Regions from separate parts of the Homo sapiens genome. Here region 2 is linked to region 1. Evidence: read pairs that join two places in POLR2A ChIA-PET (ENCODE). Cell type or tissue: MCF 10A. All regions are shown on one strand. Links, peaks and the distances in the headings refer to the core of each region. The heading gives the core; the rest is flanking DNA. Region 1 overlaps SLC25A21 (solute carrier family 25 member 21). Region 2 overlaps SLC25A21 (solute carrier family 25 member 21).

Region 1 (2,920 bases), core at 311-2,810:
TGTACTTCCTTAGTAGTTGTCTCAATCCTTAAATATCTTTTAAAATAAGAAAAATAAGTTGGACTATTATCAATAATAGTGTAACCACTCAATGGGTTCTTCTTACCCACTGCCCAGATAAAGCCAATTTATCAAGGCAGGGGAACTGCAATAGAGAAAGAGCTTTACATATTCAGAACCAGTTAAACAGGAGAGCGGAGTTTTATTATTACTCAAATCAGCCTCCCTAAAAATTTGGAGGCTAGAGTTTTTCAAAAATAGTTGGGAGGAGGCAGGTGGCTGGGGAATGGGAGCTGCTGATTGTTTGGGGGTACAATCACAGAGCTGTGGAAAATGGTCTTCCTGTTTGCTGAGTCTGCTTCTAGGTGGGGCCACAGGACTTGTTGGTGGATCTGGGTGGAGCCATCAGTTGTCAGAAATGCAAAAACCTGAAAAGACATCTCAAAAGTCCATTCTTAGGTTCTAACAATAGTGGTGTTATCTGCAGGAGTGGTTGGAGAAGCTGCAAATATTGTGACCTCTGGAATAATGGCTGGTAATCCATTACATCTGTACGTTAGTATAATTCGGGTTCCTACCATCCTCCTAACTTGGTGGCCTTTCATTAGTTTTGCAAAGGTGGTTTAGTTTCTGGGGAGGGCTATTATCATTTAAACTATAAATTAAGCTTTTTGGGAGGAGGGGAATCCATACAAAAAAGAATCATTTTGTAGTCTTAAAATATTTGTTAATTTAATAAAGTTTTTAAACTATCTTTAGTGATTGGACTTCCTACCAAAATGACAAAAAAAAAAAACAAACAAAAAAAAACTATGTTTGGTGAATTTTATGTATCCAGTAACTACTTTTTGCTTTGTGATCCTGTATTTTTATCCTCAGATTGCTTATGTATTTCTGCATTTAGGAAGGAGATGGCAGTATTGAGCCTTGGCAGTGACTTAACCCCACTATTTGAAGGAGCTTAAAAGTTCTTCATAGAGAGGTATCAGTTTCATCTCTTGGGATTTTATTTTCTACACTTCCCCCCTCTCCCTCTTTGTATTCCCATGTGGAGAGTGAAAAACGTACTCTAGTATATGTTATATTAGATCTGTCATACCAGGATACTATTAAATTACTTATTCTCATTTCTACACATCTAAGAATGCCGACTTAAGGGATGTATAGAAAAAACTCTCTTCTAAAATAAAGAGAGCCAGCTCTAAAATGCAAAAGTATGTTTACGATGTGCCTGTTTTCCTAAGGCTTTGACAGGAAGAATTAACTTTACATTTCCAACATACAAAACACTTTACTGAGCCACATCTTATGGTAAATAAACTGTGCTCTGGGAATAAATTTTTCACCATTTCTTTTTTAGGGCAATAAGCTACTGCTAAGAAAATGACTTTTTCTAGTGCTGATGCCCTGAAAAAAAGTTTAGATGATGAGAGGAATTATTTACTTAGACTCCATTCACAGCCACTGTTTTGCCTGCATTCCAAATTTCAAAAGGATGATTCATGTACCTTTTAGCTCTATGTTGAAAAATAAAATGAGTCACAGTGCCCTTTGTCAATATCAAGAGTAATTAAAGAGTACATTTTTCAGCTATAAACTATAAGAAAAACAGAATGCTACCACGTAAAGTTGTAGTAAGTTGTTTTTAAAAGTATAAGCCAAGATTAGCAAACTGAGCCGCCATGTCAAAGGATCTGAATTGGTAGTTGGAATGGCACCCAATACTACAAGTTATGTTTTGAAAAGCTGTCCTGCCATGCTTAAAATAAGAAAAAGAAATATTTTAACTCATAAGATTATGTGGCTTTCTTTGAAATCTGGGCAATTAAATCACATACAAAAAGATGTGTAGTTGTTTAGTTTGATTATCATTGACAGTGGGATTTTCTTTGGTACCTTAACTTTTATATGTTCAAAATTGTTGTTGAAATGTTATGTGACAAATAATTTGTGGATTTAACTAAGCCAGCAAGCATATTTGGTTTCTATTATAAGTGAAGGACCCAACAACAACATCTTCATTTCATATTGTTCCGATAAATTTAATGACATTATTTTTTTTTGAACCAAAAGGAAATTTTTTCTCAGCTGGATTCTTTCACTGTAGGTTTTAATCACAAACTTTGAAAATGAGAACATAGCTATTATTTTTTATTAAAAGGATATGTTCTGGTTAGTTTGGAAAGGTCTGCCTAGTAAGGGCTTTCAATAACATGTCCAAGGACTTCAAATGTAATGCTGAAGTTAGAGAAAGTCAAATATGCCTTGTAGTACCATTGTATCTTAAGTGTTGTAAGATGCACACAAAGTGAATGTATATGCATTGTAAGGTAGTAAATTGTAAATTCCAACTGAGAAGAGGCCAGTGAAAGATTATCTACCCGGAGTGGGACATAGGTCTGTATATGTGGTACCAAGCTCATCTTGAGAGAGGGTATTGTACATGTGCTGTGTGTTATGAAAATTGAAGTTTACAGTGTCTTACATATAACATGTATTCGCTTAGTGCTTGCTGAGTGATTTAAATTTTATGACTATTCTTGCTTAGTAAGTTTTAGTTGTTTTTTTTTAAAGCCAATACTTCAAAACTCTTTGAGTTTTCTTATCCTTTCTGTTAAAGCAGGATTGTTCCCTGGGACAAGTTCAGTTTTACATAGATAAATATAATGTGAATTTCTTTAAAATGTATTTTTATTTAATGTATTATTTGTATTTTCATTCTTAATGTAGTTTTTAAGTAGAAGAAACGTTTAATCTTTAAATACTTTAGCCAAAGTGCTGAATATTACAGTTATGGGATCTGAAACATTCATTGGTTTTTAGCTCAATTAAAATATTTTACACTTGCTATATATGAAATCTTATACTAGTTTGAAATGAAGCAATTCATTGAAGTTGATGTTTTGGTCATGCTTTAGTT
Region 2 (2,920 bases), core at 245-2,744, 82 kb after region 1:
ATGATAAAGGGTTAGGCATTTTGGAATTTTTATTTATTTATCTTTAAATTTTAATAGAGACGGGTCCTCCCTATGTTGACCAGGCTGGTCTCAAACTCCCTGACTCAAGCTACCCTGTCTCGGCCTCCCAAAGTGCTAGGATTTTAGGTGTGAAACACCGCACCCAGCCAGGAATTTTTTTTTTAACTCAGAAAATGTAACATGTTGCGCTAAGTTTTACTGTGTGTGTTAAAAGGCTTAATAGAGCAGGTGAAATTTAAAACTGCTTGCAGCAAGCAGAAATAAAGGTAGAAATTCACATATCATTGTATGGGAAGAATTGGCTTGAACCTCCAGGTTTCACTTCATATTCTTGATCTGCAGCTACTTTTTGATTATAGCACAGCCTTGGCAGAAGAATCCAACTTGCTAAAAGTGTTCCAAAAAAGGAAAAAAAAATCTCTGGCATTTCCTGTTGGTTGGAAGATGTTTGGCTTTCTGCATTTGTATTTAGTGTTATCATTGGCCAGGCACCTTTGCTGGGTAGAAAAATACTGGTGCAAATTTTACTGGCAAGGTGGGAGTAAAAGCCATAAAAATTCTCAATTTTCCTTTTAAAAACTTAACTCATTTGTCCAAGAGAAATGAATACAGAAGGACAAGAGATTTTTAAACTTCCCGTACATCTGGGTATAGCAGTGTATTTTGACTCCAAGCACAATAAAACAACCTTACTTGCTGGTGGTATATGACATAATGACCCAAATATGTTTTTAAAAAATCATTTATTGCTGTACATAAACAGCAAAGTTAGCGCAAGGGATGATAAAATAACATGGGTAATTCTTCCTTTAGCTGGGAACCATTGGCGGCCCATTAGGATTCCAGATGTAGCTGTGTGTGCTTTTCCATTTGTTTTCCAGTGTCTAGTGCTTATGCCCTTGGTACCTTGATGGTGGTTGTCAGGCATGTTGGCTTTTCAGCTTGAGGTCTTCCTTGGAGAAACACAGTGATCGGGCTCTGGGCTATAAAGCACACTATTGTCTTGGGCCCAGTTTGTTGAGAATATAAGACCCAGGGCAGCCTCCTGCCAAAGGTCAAATACCAGCTTGACCCAAGTTCCTCAAATCAACACTGGACCTCCCCAGACAAGAGACACTTCACCTCTTCCTGATGAAAAAGTGGTTTTATGTTTTTATCACTCTGTAATAACAGAGATTGTTAGCTCAAATGCATTTTGATAATCCATTTATTATAGCTACTCTCGTGAAGAAAACAACTCACAGGGCCAGAACCTTATAGATTAAAACTGATAATAATAAAATGTGTTCCAGTGTTTTCGGCACTTAAAAAGGAAGCAAACTCCGGTATTTCCCAGTCCAAAAGATGGACTAGTAAGCAGCGCTAGAGGACTGAGTTGTGAAACTGTACTGTCCAGATAGAATCATCGTATTTTCAGCAGAGAAAGAAAGCAGCTAAAAACAGAACCATAGCTAATTTAGCAAGTGCCCTGACTGCCAAAAATGCGTGTCTGAAATCAGGTGGGTGTTTCTTTATGAGTCACTTTGCCAAATGTAAAATTTATAGCCCAGTCTTGTGCAGACTCTAGCAAAGATTCAGAGCATCAGTTTATTACAGGGCTACTATTAAGGATGCTTAAAACTCACCAGCTTTACACTCCTCACCCCAGGAGTCTAGCCTTAGCTAGTTATGATTGGGCCTGGCCCAAATGCTCCTATTAGGCAGGGATTTAAGTATTCAGCAATACGGTTAGGCCCTTTCTGTGGAGCCGAATGCTCTTCCTCATGGGGAGCTCAACTCACCCCTCCTGTGTCCATCAACAACAGCTCCCCTTTGCTTCTTACCACTTTTCACCTGTGCCCTGGCTTAGCAAATTGAAGGAAATAATGCTTAAAGAAAACAAAATAAATAGCAGATGGTTGAGTGTACTCTGGGATGAATAAATTGTGGCTGTGGAGGCGAAGAGTGAGTTGGTGGATGCACGCGGGTGTTTTTGTCGCTGACATGCAGGATGCTCAGCACGCTGACCTCCACATGTACCAGGCCCACTGCCATTAATCACTCCACATAATCCAAGCCAGAAATTTAATGAGCCCAGGGGATTGGTGATCCTTTGGAGTGGGAGTGGGAACGGAGAAAGTGAACTAGAGGTAAAATACAAAGTACAAAAGTGGATCCAGATAAGATAGCAGAGGTTTCTCAGTGCCCAAGTGATTTTGGATGGACTTTATCCCATATACGATCAGACAGAGAACGATCATCCAAAGAGTTTCATCCTTTATAGTGGGTTTATTCTCTCTAATAAATTATAAAATAGGCCAAGCACGGTGGCTCATGCCTATAATCCCAGGACTTTGGGAGGCTGAGGTGGGTGGATCACTTGAACGTCAGGAATTCGAGACAAGCCTGGCCAACATGATGAAACCCTGTCTCTACTAAAAATACAAAAAATTAGCTGGGCGTAGTGGCAGGCATCTGTAGTACCAGCTACTCAGGAAGCTGAGGCAGGAGAATTGCTTGAACCCGGGAGGCAGAGGTTGCAGTGGGCCGAGATTGCGCCACTGCACTCCAGCCTGGGCGACAGAGTGAGACTCCATCTCAAAAAAAAAAGCAAAATTGTGACCTCCCCAGAATCCCAGAATATCATAGTGCCATTTGGGAACCTTATTCCAAATTGCTAAATGGAACACAAGTGTTCAGCTTCTTGGAAATCAAATGGTTTATCAAATCCATTACCAAAATAAACCATGGAATACCTGTAACAGCAAGTTCCTTTTATAACTTTGAGATGTAAATGTTATTTTTATTAATCAAAAAAATTAAAAATCTGAATAATTTGGCACCTTTCTAATCCTCAACCATCCACGTACCCTCTTCCCAGTCAAGCTACATCTCTTACAGCCATATCCACAGACTGAGG

The links. ChIA-PET counts read pairs that join two places held together with the same protein. Peaks named below come from ENCODE experiments on the same cell type or tissue, not always from the same donor. Only the 100,000 strongest peaks of a DNase experiment are listed, where the experiment ranks them.
Region 2: POLR2A ChIA-PET joins it to region 1 with 10 read pairs; 2 of 35 experiments call an interaction of 5 or more read pairs at or near these places.

The regions. Positions count from the first base shown.
Region 1 is chr14:37,115,745-37,118,664 of GRCh38, reverse strand. All of the region lies in intron 1 of SLC25A21 (solute carrier family 25 member 21), which reads left to right. Among named protein-coding and RNA genes, the nearest start is that of SLC25A21-AS1, 55 kb to the left of the region's middle. In MCF 10A, for the core only: a CTCF peak has its summit at 911; DNase peaks (open chromatin) are centred at 964 and 1,524.
Region 2 is chr14:37,033,715-37,036,634 of GRCh38, reverse strand. The region is part of intron 1 of SLC25A21 (solute carrier family 25 member 21); the gene reads left to right. Among named protein-coding and RNA genes, the nearest start is that of MIR4503, 83 kb to the right of the region's middle. In MCF 10A, for the core only: no CTCF peak of the experiment used is centred there; a DNase peak (open chromatin) is centred at 1,484.